Linked DNA regions of Homo sapiens: regions 1 and 3 are each linked to region 2. Evidence: chromatin contacts called from ENCODE Hi-C data. All regions are on one chromosome and are shown on one strand. The core of a region is the stretch at or near the end of the contact, and the rest is flanking DNA. Distances in the headings are between cores, read along the strand shown. Region 1 holds the start of TMEM14C (transmembrane protein 14C). Region 2 holds the start of SLC35B3 (solute carrier family 35 member B3). Region 3 holds the start of GCNT2 (glucosaminyl (N-acetyl) transferase 2 (I blood group)).

Region 1 (4,531 bases), core at 517-3,016, 2.3 Mb before region 2:
GTTGGATGACTTTCTGAGAGTCACACAACTCAGCAAAGCCAGAGCTGGGACTCAAACCCAAGTTTCTGGCCCACAGGTCCAGTGATCCTCCCATCCCCCATGCCATCCCAGGCAGTCTACTCTTAAGGTTCTTTTCAGCTAAGGAAAGGAACTCTGGTTTCCAGAAGCTCCTGGCTACTCCATACCCATTTACTGCACTCACACTGAGCCAGTGTCCTGCATTTTTCTCTTCTCTGTCCAGACAGGAGACTACCCCAGGCCTGCACCTGCAGAAAACAAGCTGGATCAGAGGTAGTTAAAAGCACAGCTCTCCAGCAGTCAGAAAGAAGTGTGTCCAACCTGCAAGCTACGCAACCTAAGTCTCAGTATTCTTCACTGTACCATGAGGATAACACTGGTACCGATTTCCTGGGGCTGTAGTGAGCATTCAATGGATGTCACATGTAAAGGTGCTTAGCACCTAGTAAACCCTGAACAGATGCTGACCATTGTCATGAAAACCTCAGTTTTAATCACATAGGCCCACGGGAAACTCAGCAAGATCCACTGACCAGCTCTAAAATCAGGGAATGTGTTAGTCATTTCATCAGCTACCCATGTTATCACTAAATTCAAAAGCAAATACTCCCGTGCCCTTAATCCAACTACTTTAATGTCTCTTTTGAGGGGAGGTAGGGGTGTTGCTTTTCATCCCTGCTGCAACAGCCAATTTCAAAGCTCAACTTTTTTAGAAACTTCTGCGTCCAACTCACAGTTCTTGTTAGGAGGGCAGTAGTAGGAGAGGATAAAATATACGGAAACAGTGGTCATATTCACATGTGACACTACACCCTTGGAAAAACAGCTTCTATTTTCTTACAGAAAGTATCCTGTGTCCAGTGAGCCAAAAGATGAAAGCAATGCATACCCCGTTTATTCTGTTTAAAGAATTAGGCCAAGCGCAGTGGCTGACGCCTGTCATCCCAGTACTTTAGGAGGCCGAGGCGGGCGGATCACCTGGGGTTAGGAGTTCAAGACCAGCCTGGCCAACATAGTGAAACCCATTGTCTACTAAAAAATATAAAAAAATTAATCGCGCATGGTGATATGCGACTGTAAATCCCAGCTACTTGGGAGGCTGAAGTGGGAGGATGGCTTGAGCCCAGGAGGCAGAGGCTGCAATGAGACATATTCAGGCAACTGCACTCAAGCATGGGCGACAGAGCAAGTCCCTCCCTCAAGGACAAAAAAAAAAAAAAAAAGAATTAAGTTTCCATAAAACAGGGAAGGGCAGCGGGCTTGGGATCTTGCCCACAGTTCTTAACTCGAGACGGCACCGAGTAAGGGAGGCTTTTAAAGAGATGGAGCAAGAAAATCACCAAGAAACGAGGCAACACTATGCTACATGGGTAAGCCTTTGCCTCAGGAGCCCAGGGGCTCCGCGCATCCACAACTTCTTTTAAAAGCAGAAAATACCCAACGAGAAAAGCACCGACCACACGGCCTGAAGGCCCGCTGAATCGGGGGGACGAAAAGCAGACGGCCGTGAAACTCCTAAATAATCCCTAAAAGTTAAAAGTGGCAGAAAATAAGAATAATCCCCAAATACTCGCACCGGTCTCACGAAGGCCCCGGCTGTCTACAAGGGCGCGCAAGCCGCAGGAATGACTGCGAGGTGTCGCCGGAAATGCAGCGGCGGGCGCTCTCCGTCCCGGTGGCGGGGCGAGGAGAGGGGAGCGGCTCTGTTGTGCCTGCGCAGTGTACCGGGAGAGGGGCGGTCAGAGAATGGGGACGGTGCGGGCGGGGCTTGAGCCGCCAAGTAGCAGCATGCGCCCTGCATTCAGCGGGTGGAGAGTGGGGCGGGGCATCGCGGCGAGCTCCTGAGTCCAGGGAACGCGGCGGGGAATCTCTGTGCTTCCCCTGTCCGCAGCGCCTGCAGGGCCGACCAGTATCAGTCCCAGGTCCAATCCTGAGTGGCCAAAAGCAGGAGACCCGGAGTTGGACCTGGGACTTGCACAAGCCGGACCACGTGAGCTCGGCCACGCCAGAGGTGAGGCCACCGCTGCGGGACCAGGGAATCTGAGGCTGGATTTTGAAGGACCCCATTAATAGAGGAACAAGTTACAGGGTATAAACCAGATGCAGGCCATCAGGGAGGAGTGTCACTCAAGCCCGATCTTGTCTACACCAGGAAGGGCCTGCCTGGAAGAAAATACGGGGGCTGCAGAATAATGTGGCTCAAAGCCAAATATCCGTTTGTTTTAGGGAGTGAGGCTGCTTGAGAAGCATCTTAAAGGGGGATGGGGAGTAAGTTAAACCTGATTTTTACCCAGCTCTGTGGACCCAAAATATCCACAGCATATTATCTCCATTCCCACTTGGAGTCACTCCTATTCCGTTTCCTGCACCACCATTCTCTTAGTTGCTCTACACTAAAATTTGCTGTCATCGTTGACTTCTCCCTCTCCATCCCCTACAAGTATCAACATACACAAATCTGACCAATATAATTGTCAGTGAATAAAGCGAATTCCAGCCAAGTTTTTTTTTTTTTTATGTGGAGTCTCACTCTATTGCCCAGGCTGGAGTGCAGCGTATGATCTTGTCTCACCACTACCTCTGACTCCCATGTTCAACTGATTCTCCTGCCTCAGCTGCCTGAGTAGCTGGGATTATAGGCCTGTACCACCACCCCTGGCTGCCAGGCTAATTTTTGTTATTTTTAGTGGAGATAGTGAGAGATCACAACGTGCCAGTGTGTTCAAAATTGATGGCTTCTTGGTCTGACTTGAGAAAGCTGCAGACCCTCGCGATGAGTGTTAGTTCTTAAAAGCAGTGTCTCTAGAGTTTTTCTTCCGATGTTTAGAAGTATTCAGGGAGTTTTTCTGCTGGTGGGTTTGCTGTCTCACTGGCTCAACGAGCAAAGCTACAGACCTCTGTGGTGGATGTTAAAGCTCTTAAGGCAGTGTGTCTGGAATTGTTTGTTCTTCCCGGTGGGATCGTGGTCTCCCTAGCTTTGGACTGGCTCAAGGAGCAAAGCTACAGACTTCTATAACGAATGTTAAAGCTCTTAAGGCAGTGCGTCTGGAATATGTTTGTTCTTTCCGGTGGGATCGTGGTCTTCGTAGCTTTGGGAGCAAAACTGCAAATCTTCGCAGTGAGCGTTACCACTTGTAAAGACAACACAGGACCTAAGCACCGAGCAACAGCAATATTTGTTGCAAAAAGAAAAAGAGAAAGAACAAAGCCTCCTCCACATAGAAGAAAACCCAAGTGCGTTACAACTACTGGCTTGGGCAGCCTGCTTTTATTCTCTTATCTGGCCCCACCCACATCCTGCTGATTGGTAGAGCCGAGTGGTCTGTTTTGACAGGGTGCTGATTGGTGCGTTTACAATCCCTGAGCTAGATACAAAAGTTCTCCACGTCCCCACCAGATTAGCTATAGAGTGTCCACACAAAGGTTCTCCAAGGTCCTGCCAGAGTAGCTAGATACAGAGTGTGGATTGGTGCATTCACAAACCCTGAGCTAGACACACGGTGCTGACTGGTGTGTTTACAAACCTTGAGCTAGATACAGAGTGCCGATTGGTGTATTTACAATCCCTAAGCTAGACATAAAGGTTCTCCACGGTCCCCACCAGAGTAGCTAGATACAGTGTCCATTGGTGCATTCACAAACCCTGAGCCAGACACAGGGGGCTGATTGGTGTGTTTACAAACCTTGAGCTAGATATAGAGTGCCAATTGGTGTATTTACAATCCCTGAGCTAAACATAAAGGTTCTCCACCTCCCCACCAGACTTAACCCAGCTGGCTTCACCCAGTGGATCCCACACCAGGGCTGCAGGTGGAGCTGCCTTCCAGTCCTGCGCCCTGCGCCCACACTTCTCAGCTCTTGGGTGGTTGATGGGACTGGGCCCTGTGGAGCAGGGGGTGGTGCTCATCAGGGAGGCTCGGGCCCTACAGGAGCCCACGGAGGTGGTGGGAGGCTCAGGCATGGCGGGCTGCAGGTTCCGAGCCCTGCCCCGTCGGAAGGCAGCTAAGGCCCCGCGAGAAATCCAACGCAGCGCCGGTGGGCTGGCACTGCTGGGGGACCCAGTACACCCTCTGCAGCCGCTGGCCTGGGTGCCAAGCCCCTCATTGCCCAGGGCCGGCCGGCCGGCTGCTCCGAGTGCGGGGCCCGCCAAGCCCACGCCCACCCGGAACTCCAACTGGCGCGGAAGCGCCGCGCGCAGCCCTGGTTTCCGCTCGCGCCTCTTCCTCCACACCTCCCTGCAAGCTGAGGGAGCCAGCTCTGGCCTTGGCCAGCCCAGAAAGGGGTTCCCACAGTGCAGCGGTGGGCTAAAGGGCTCAAGTGCCTCCAAAGTGGGAGCCCAGGAAGAGGAGGCGCCGAGAGCGAGGGCTCTGAGGACTGCCAGCACGTCGTCACCTCTCACTAGCAGCCTTCGCTTGCTCTCGGTGCCTCCTTAGCATCGGCCAGGCTCGAGGAGCCCTTCAGCCCGCCGCTGCGCTGTGCGGGGCCCTCCCTGGGGCTGGCCGAGACCGGAGCC
Region 2 (4,573 bases), core at 118-2,617:
CAATTGTCCAGGCATGAGCAGATGGTACCTTGTAACACCTCTTGTACCTTAAGTTGTTTTATACTGCCATTTACTTTCTCATGGAAACCCCTAATTTCTTCAGGACAGGGAGCTCATACGCATAGTTTACGATATGAGCTATACATATGCCCATTTAATAAATACTTGATAAATAACCACCATATAAATGGCTAACAGTAGTACTAAATTCACATTATACAGTGACGATATGGCATCACTGAAAGGTTTTGTCATTTACTATCTCTTTAGGAAATTTAAGTTCTCTAAGCCTTAATTCCAACATTCCTAAGTGTTGCTAACACCAGCCTAACAACGTTGGCAAGTATTAAACGAAAATGTCTACCCAGACCTTTTTTTCTCACCACCAAAGTAGGTGCCTTGCTTTCTTACAAACCCTCGATCCCAATACAAGACACAAATGCTACCCTTTCTGAAGAGTGCCTGTAAAATTTTAAAAGTTGTCCATAACTGACTGGATTCTAACATACATATTAATCCAATTCATCCCTTTCTGGTATTCAAGGCATGCTTTCAAAAATTGTCCATCTTCGTTACAGTAATATTTTCCTTAATTATTCTCTGAAAACAGCTCATCCCCAAACCGTCTTGGTTTTTACGTTATTACATCTCAGTGGTGATGGATGAGGCCCTAAACGCGGGGAAAACCTTTTACAAAAGTTTTGATGGCTGGTCCTCAAGCTTTGAGATTTACCTTCCAAGAATTAAGCAGCACTATCGAAACAATGCTGGCAACATTTTTATGAGGTTGCAAGGACCACGGTTGCTGCAGCTACAGGATGAGTTATAACGTCAGAAGCAACCCAAGCGTTACTTCAGGCCCATCTTCACCGGAGAAGCCCGTATGAATCAGGCAAAAACATAAAAACAGGTTCTGTGACTTTGCCGTATCTCATTTAGATCAAGTAGCACGCAGAAGGAAGACAAGGATTTTAAAATCTGGCTCCAACATTCTCCACTTGGTCGCGTTCTCAAATCTCAGCCCAGGGCCGCTGACGTAAAGTCGCCTCTCTCGTGGGCACCACGGGCTCGAGGGTAGCCGGCAGCTGAAACCCGAGGGGCTTCAGAGGCTTGGAGGCCAGGAGCAGGCAGAGCGCCGATGGGATAATGAGATTCTCCAGCAGATCGGCGCTCACCGACCTACTCCATTTCAGTGGGTAGAGGTAAAGGCTGAAAGGCGACCCTCGCACCGCCCGGCCCACCTAGGCAGTGCCGGCCTAGCGTCTCTACCCCATAGAGCATGCGCGGGAGGTAACGGCCCGCCCGCCACCGGCCACACAGGCCTGTCGGGAGGCGGGGCCACGCGTCTGCGCACGCGCGCAGGGACACATAGGCGGAAGTGGCCTGCGGGCGCCGGAGTTGAGAGTGCTTTCCGGGGAGGCGACCGCCGCGGTGGAAAGTGCAGGAGTGGGCGAGGAGGAGGAGGAAGAGGAGGTGATGGCGACGGACCAGGGGAGGGGGAGATGCTCCGTCTAGCTCAGACGCCACGCAGGCTGCCGTCACCCTTCCGGGTGACATACCGGCCTTGGGGTACGCGTGCCTTCGGGGCCTTTCCTGTGTTTGGGACCCAGATCTCCTCTCCTCCAGAAAACCTTGACACTGCCCATCTTCCTCATCCAGAAGGAGCGTTCGAGGAATGGATGAGGTCGGGATGGAAGAAACGGGTGATTCCCTTTTTTGAAAGAGCGGAAACCGGCCGGGCGGTTTCCAGGGAGGAGCATCTGTTCCTCCTCGCCCGTTTTTCGCCCTCGGGCTGGCGAGAACTCCCTCAGGTCCCAATCCGTGGACTCGCAGGGGTGAGGTGACCTCAAGGGGTCTTTTACGCTGTTCTCGGGGTCTCTGGAGAACTGTCAGTCACCTGGATACCTCTAGACTGTATTTACAGTTAACTGTTTCCTCGTTCCGTGTTTATTAAATAGGGGCACTCCAAGGTACTCTTTTCTCCATTTGGCTTGCAGTAGAATGTGATTGTTCTGGCTGGGCTATTAAGTTTATGGCATAAACTTCCACTAGAAGTTCTGCAAGTTTCCTCCAGTCTTTGCAACTGAATTATCTCTCCCGTCTTTTTATTATTTAAGGAATATTGAAAGTAAAAGATGGAATGATTTGGTGCGCTAACAAAATCTTAAGTGTTGAGTATCTGCATTTTTTCTACATTAGGATATCAGAAGCCTAGAATTGTTTTTTGATTAAACGTTTTTCTAAGTGAATTGAGATAGTTTGGAACTTGGAAGAGAGGCAGCATTTCAAAATAATTTAGACAGCGTTATTTTTACTTAATTACTTAATATATAAAGTCCTAGTGTTAACTTTTTCTCTTGGAAAAAAAAAAGAATAGTCTTCAAACATTAGCACAGGGTTTCTCCACCTTTGTGTAATGATGTGTGTACAAAGAAATGAGATGGAACTTTGTTTTTTCTGTTTTATAATCGTACACCATAGGCCATGATTGATTCCGGAGCGCAGTTAATCAAGGCATAATGGCATGGTAAGATTCTTTTATTTGTAACGTTGAGTGTGGCAAAGTATAGTTAAAATCACGTTTTTTCAGGTTAATGACACCGTAATGACTTTTTTTTCATATTCTACCTTTTTTTGGTGTGGGACTTTTGTCCTTCAGGTCGGAAAACTCAAAAATAAACTGAAATAATTGTGACTTCAATAGGTCATTGTAACTCAACATTATCACTAATTTTAATTTTTAAATATACATTGTATGCCGGAAATGCTACCTTTTTATTCCATTTTAGCAGTTGAAGTTGAATATCTGTGTTGAATTTAGGAAGAGGCCTCAGGCAATTATACACACCTGTGATTTTTAAAATATATATATATATATTTTAGTTTCACTGATTACTGTGAGCTTCAAAAGCAAAGCACAATGTTGATCATTTAGTCTGAAAACTAATTTTAATTCCATGCTTCATTTTTGCTCCTTGCATCACAAGGAGTTTGGCCCATTTTTTTTTTTAGATGATGGTTAGTATCAGTCATTAATGTTTGAAGTGGAAGGGATATGGCAGACATTCCCCAATGATCACAGTTATTAGGTATCAGAGGTCTTTATCAGTCACACTTTCTCACCAGTGATGTTCTTATTAATAAAACAGCATTCTAAATGCAAGGCTTTGGTGGGCAAGTTTTATGAGACTGATGCCTCAGGCAGAGGAAACAAATTTATTTTCATGTTCATTTCAAATGTTTTGTGGGGAGTTTCAGTAGCAATGTCGGTATTTTGGCATACATGTAGAAAAGACAGTGCTAGAGAGATTTCATTCTGCACATATGGCCTAGATCTGCAGCACATAAAGTTGCCAAGAAGTGTATTAGAAGTGGTAAAGTGTTGGAAAGGAGCTGAATAACGTTGATTAAATAAATGGTGCTTGCTAAACTGTGGTAGAGTCCTTCATTTAATCTTACATTTTTGTTATGTGCCAGAACATCATAGGAAGATATCTCTTGCCTTAAGGATTTCATAGGCTTTTAGGAGAAACAAGTATAAAAACGAAAAAGCTATACCATTATCATTTAGGAATTTGAAAAATATGTATAATATGATTGAGTCCAGGACATCAACTCGTTTTTAACTTCGAGGCCTTATTCATGGATGCAGCATGATCAGACTTCACGTTGAGCCATGTGACAGATGGGTCAGAAAGGGAAGAATTGATTATAAACAGTCTCGTAATCTAGGCAAGAGAAAATGGCTGCCTGATGGAGTAGGGTCCGAAACAGATATTAGATATAGTTATAGAGGTAGAGTTAACAGGAATCTTGGCAAAATATAGAATGTGAGGAAAAGGAAAGATTCTTAAGATGACTCCCAGATTTTTAGCTTGTGTTTCATACTAGGTACTGTTAAGTGAGATTGGGAATATAGGAACAAACAGTAGATTTGTTTTGAGGGGAAAATAATCAGCTTTGGCCATTTTAAATATGAAGTGCCAGCAGAGCTTATGAGTAGAGGTATCAAAGAAGCATTTAGACGTAGAGCTCTGGATCTCAGGAGAGAAGGCAGCGTTGGAAATTCAGGTCTGTATTTCCAGCTGCACATCAAAGGGGTGAGTCAGCTTGAGCACACCATATCACCCTAGCAATATTTCTAAAAAGTTGAAGGATGACAGCTAACACACTTATGGACTGTCATATGCCAGGCAATTTTACATTTATTTCATATAGTCCTAACCAAAATCCTGTGATAGGCACATTTTTAACTCCTCCCACTTTTGAAGGTGCAGAACCTAAAGCTCAGAAAAGTTAAACGATTTGCCCAAGGCTCCTCAGCTAATAAGTAGTAAAGCCAGATCTTGAACTCATATCTGTCAAAATTCCAAAGCATGGGGAAAGCATTATGCTATACTGCTTTCTTATACTATTACCTATAATTGTATTGAGTCATTACAATATGCTTGGCAGTTTACTAAATTACAAACATCTCAGAAGAAGGTGACTTTGGGAAAGCGTGACCTTCTGGAGAAATGTTTTGATGCCAATAAAAGCAGGAAAGAAAGATATTTTCTAGAAGTTTTATTTA
Region 3 (4,764 bases), core at 499-2,998, 2.1 Mb before region 2:
GCAATGCAAGACTGAGCAAAGTTAAATAGCAGCTCAGTTACTAGGCGGAGTCGAGGCCTTAAAGGCACTTTCCGCCTGCGTTTGCACATGAAAAGATATCTGACAACTCCAGGCTTTCCAAGCCAGGGTCTCCGGGAGAAGCCAGAGCTGGAGAACCTCATTCGTTTTAAGTCTAATTTTACTGTTGCAGAAAGTTACCCTGGAGTTGAGGATTGAGTGTATTCTATAAATGGGATATTATGAGAAGCTAGAACAGCAGCCCAATCTCCGTGCCCGAGGCTTTGTTTGTTGTTTTCACCTTTCTGGATGGAGTTTTGCTCTTACCCTCCCGACCTCTATCGCTCAGAAAGTCCTTGATAGGATTTTGAAGTTACAGGAACCAAAAATTACTGCCATAGGTAGAATACTTCCACAAGGGAGACCTCAAGCTTCTGATCACTAAGAATAATTACATGAAAGAATATAGCCTCCCTTCTTCCGATAATTGCAATATGCTGTTCAATCAGAACAGAGTGCAAAGAAACAGATCCTTTACGCTGTAGGGTCCCCAGGGCCTGGGATTACAGTCTCCCTATTTCTTCTGGAAAACCACAGCCTACAGGTAACTACCCTCTATTTGGCCAATCTACTACCAGGTGCAGAAAGACTATTTACAAGTGACGACTCTCAAAGGCCTACATTTAAAAATAAGGAAAACAGAAAAGTAGCTTTGAGTTTGGCAAAACCTGAATTTACTTAGTAGACCTGTCTTTAATATCAGAAGATGGGTTTTCATAGAATGGCAATATGGATCTACTACTTTTCTACATGGCCCAGAGCTTCATTTTCAATTTTACCTATTATCAAATGAGGTTCATACCTCACAGGAATGTTCATACCTCACAGCAACTAATTAAATAAAATACATTTCAGGCTGTGGACGGTGGCTCACGCCTGTAATCCCAGCACTTCAGGAGGCTGAGGCAGGTGGATCACATGGAGTCAGGAGTTTGAGACCAGCCTGGCCAACATGATGAAACCCCATCTCTACTAAAGATACAAAAATTAGCCGGGCTTGGTTGTGCATGCCTGTAGTCCCAGCTACTCAGGAGGCTGAGGCAGGACCCAGGAGGTGGGGGTTGCAGTAAGCTGAGATCGCACCACCGTACTCTCGCCTGGGTGACAGAGTGAGACTATGTCTGGAAAAAAAAAAAAAAATTTAAATGCCAGACAGTACCAAGTACCTTATCAAATTCTGGAAACATTTTCCCTTGCCTGAAGGAACTGAGAAACATAAACCATTAAGTCTGAAGTGAACGTTGTTCTTTCCTACAAAGTTAAAAGTTGTAACTGAGATACAGAAGGATACTAATGATTTAGAGACAGATGGAAAACCCTCGTGCCCAGTAGGCCCATCATGTAATGAAACAACATACAAACATGCTATTCTTTGAAAAAAAAAAAACCTTTGAAAACAGAAATCTCATGACCAAATGACTCATTCAACATTTTTTGGTGTACTTACTTTATGCCCGGCACTGTGCTAGGTTCTGGAAATATAAAACATCCACGCAGCCCATTTGAGTACCAGCCTATTGGACCTTAAACTGCTGTCAGCGATTTAACAGAGGTAACACGAGAAGACCAGCTCCCCGCAGTTTCCTCCCTCCACCAGTTTCCCAGCACGCTGACCTCCACCTACCTCTCTCAGTTCCCAGGAGGGTAAGATTGCCCAGAGGCGTCCAGCAGTGAACACAGTAAGCCTGTTTAAGGTAAACGCAGTTTAACCCTAGCGTTTTAAGTGGAATAACAGAGGCTGGAATGTGAAAGTGGGAAGGTCTGTTTGCTTTCAGTCCCACCCCCAAGGCCTGCCCTAAGAGTCTGAGACAGGAGAACACACGTCTACAGAGAGCCTGCCTAGAGTCTGGATTTTTTAAGCTGCTGGATACCAGGTGCTACCTGACACCAGCTCATCCCCTGCCTCTAGAGTCCTGGAGGGCTTTGAGTTGATCACTTTCCACTCCAGGAATGTTATAAGAAACCGCTCAGAAAGGTAACTGCCCTGGGTGTAACTGGGTTTTTCATGAGGACACTCCAAGATAGACCTCAGGATAATTATTTGGGTGTTTTCCTAAGACTACCCTCCATTTTGCCCCCTTAGAGGCTGCTTTTTCAAGAGGGGAAGTTTTGGATTCCCTCACAGACCCCTCGTGTTTAAGGTTCCACTCTTATGTTTAGTTATTGGTAGGAAATCTTATAGTCTCTGCCCCAGGGTAACCTCTAACAGATTTAGATATGTGTTCTGCTCAAATGCTACCCACACTGGGGAAGGGGAATCCTAAGGTGGCAGCAGAATTTAGTAGAAAATGCCCTGGGCATTTTCAGAAGGCAAGTTCTCTCCTCTCTAATGCAAGCTGTATATCTTGAGCAAGTCACTTCCTCTCTCTGAACCTCTGGCTTTTCCTAGGCCAGGCAAACGGGCTCTTTACATACCCTTTCAGGAATGAACTGATTCCTGTCCCAGGAAACAAGCTAGTCATACCGTGCATTTAGCCATATCCCTCTCTTCTGCCAAACACTTTGCAGTCAGAAGCAGCTTATAAAATTCAGTGGGGATAAAGCAGGGTATGGTGGTGTGCACCTGCAGTTTCAGCTACTAGGGAGGCTGAGGCGGGAGGGTTGTTTGAGCCCAGGAATTCTGAGACCAGCCTGGGCAACATAGTGAGACATCAACTTAAAAAAAAAAAAAAAAAAAGAAAAAATCCAACTGAGTTAAAAAAAATTTTTTTCCAGTCATAAAGCCAGGATAAACTGAAGAAATAGCAAATCAACTTTTTTTTTTTTTTTTTTTTTTTGTGACAGAGCCTTGCTCTGTCACCCAGTGCAGTGTCACAATCTCAGCTCACTGCACCCTCTGCCTCCCAGGTTCAAGCAATTCTCCTGCCTCAGCCTCCTGAGTAGCTGGGACTACAGGCATCCACCACTATGCCCGGGTAATTTTTGTATTTTTAGTACAGAAAGGGTTTCACCATGTTGACCAGGATGATCTTGAACTCCTGGACTCAAGTGATCCACCCCTCTTGGCCTCCCAAAGTGCTAGGATTACAGGCGTGAGCCACCACACCCGGCCCAAATCAATGATTATTTTTCTTTTCTTTTTCGTTTTTTTTTTTTTTGAGACCGAGTTTTGCTCTTGTTGCCCAGGCTGGAGGGCAATGGCACGATCTTGGCTAACCGCAGTCTCTGCCTCCTGGGTTCAAGCAATTCTCCTGTCTCAGCCTCCGAGTAGCTGGGATTACAGGCATGCGCCACCATGCCCTGCTAATTTTTTGTATTTTTATTAAAGACGGGGTTTCTCCATGTTGGTCAGGATGGTCTCGAACTCCCGACCTCAGGTGATCCACCCACCTTGGCCTCCCAAAGTGCTGGGATTACAGGTGTGAGCCACTGCACCTGTCGTCTGTTTTCTTTTTCTTTTCTTTTTTTTTTGAGATGGAGCCTTGCTCTGTCACCCAGGCTGGAATGCAGTGGTGCAATCTCGGCTCACTGCTACCTCCGCCTCCTGGGTTGAAGCAATTCTGTCTCAGCCTCCCAAGTAGCTGGATTACAGACGCCTGCCACCACGCCCGACTAATCTTTTGTATTTTTAGTAGAGACGGGGTTTCTCCATGTTGGTCAGGCTGATCTCGAACTCCTGACCTCAAGTAATCTGCCCACCTTGGCCTCCTAAAGTGCTGGGATTACAGATGTGAGCCACCCCGCCTGGCCAAATCAACAATTCTTAAAATGACCTATTTTGAAAAGACTAAAAGAAGCCCAACTGTTTTAACAGCATTTATTTTAGAGTTTTAGGATTATGGTAAATTTTACTTTCTTCTATGTATTTTTTTCCTATTTTCCACATTTTATAAAATGGTCATGAATTATTTTTTTCTAATTGGAAAGGAACAATTTTAATGGTCGTGACTGGTTATCTTCTCCCTCATCTTACGCTGCATTGTGTGTGTTGGGCCCAGATCTACAATTCAACTTCCTCATGAGCGCATGAGTCAGCATTTCTTCATGGCCTGTCATTCTGTACTGTTTGCAAAAGTATGAAAAATAGAGACCAGCCCATGGGAATTTTGCTGGAGAGGTAAATAAAATGCTCCATACAATTCTATACCTTTTACCAACCAAAGAATAAAATCATCAAATATCCAAGTATACATCAGTATTTTACAAACCCAGACTTTAGTGATGAAGGTAGGGAAAAAAGGATGACTGTCCTGGAGATTCAAGACGGGGTCTACTTATTGGGAAAGAGCCAGTTAAGTCAAATCATCGCAGCAACGGGTGATTTTTTCCTTGGCAAATTACCTAATTATTTCACTATTTCATTATGCCTATTCAAATGATCTCAGTCCTTGCCAGCTCCTTACAGCCTCCATTCTTTGCTGGAAATACCCTTATCCTTTCACCTCCTGGCCACCCAACCTGTTCTTCTCCATCACAAACAATAGAGCATTGAAATTCTGTGCCTGCCACCCAGAAAACTGGCAACCCACAAAGAACAAGAAAAATGGCTAACATACCTTTAAAATATATTCATCTTTAACAAATTATAAATAACAAGAGTAGCGCAGTTCTTTTTCTGTTTAATTCAAGTAATTTTTTAAAAGAAATACATTAGGCCAGGTGCGGTGGCTCACGCCTCTAATCCCAGCGCTTTGGGAGGCCGAGGCGGGCAGATCACTTGAGGCCAGGAGTTCGAGACTAGCCTGGCCAACATGGTGAAACCCCCTC

What was found. Hi-C counts contacts between places; a loop is a spot of excess contacts on that map. Pooled maps may share reads with other maps.
Region 1: a loop to region 2 is called in a map of naive thymus-derived CD4-positive, alpha-beta T cell, with 5 times the contacts of the local background. The contact joins the promoter of TMEM14C here to the promoter of SLC35B3 in region 2. A Hi-C loop is called at or near these places in 2 of 168 maps with a recorded cell type or tissue (mammary epithelial cell and naive thymus-derived CD4-positive, alpha-beta T cell) and 10 of 50 pooled maps.
Region 3: a pooled map shows a loop between it and region 2 (4-fold over the local background). The contact joins the promoter of GCNT2 here to the promoter of SLC35B3 in region 2. A Hi-C loop is called at or near these places in 2 of 37 single-sample maps with no recorded cell type and 10 of 50 pooled maps.

What each region holds. Positions count from the first base shown.
Region 1 is chr6:10,720,305-10,724,835 of GRCh38, reverse strand. It overlaps TMEM14C (transmembrane protein 14C), which reads right to left and starts at 1,766. Exons shown (of 6, transcript NM_016462.4): 1 at 1,595-1,766; 2 at 203-266. The coding sequence starts at 222. RefSeq lists an enhancer at 870-1,766 and silencers at 1,706-1,835, 4,080-4,219.
Region 2 is chr6:8,432,339-8,436,911 of GRCh38, reverse strand. SLC35B3 (solute carrier family 35 member B3) reads left to right here and starts at 1,367. Exons shown (of 10, transcript NM_001370479.2): 1 at 1,367-1,569. It overlaps LOC100506207 (a long non-coding RNA gene), which reads right to left and starts at 1,289. Exons shown (of 5, transcript NR_038980.1): 1 at 734-1,289. RefSeq lists enhancers at 970-1,059, 1,140-1,219, 1,160-1,329, 1,530-1,589, 1,086-1,627 and 2 more.
Region 3 is chr6:10,518,335-10,523,098 of GRCh38, reverse strand. GCNT2 (glucosaminyl (N-acetyl) transferase 2 (I blood group)) reads right to left here and starts at 1,748. Exons shown (of 5, transcript NM_145649.5): 1 at 1,682-1,748. LOC101928146 (a long non-coding RNA gene) reads left to right here and starts at 1,693. Exons shown (of 3, transcript XR_001743961.2): 1 at 1,693-1,751. RefSeq lists enhancers at 1,402-1,461, 3,182-3,877, 3,957-4,101, 4,117-4,617 and a cis regulatory region at 4,024-4,034.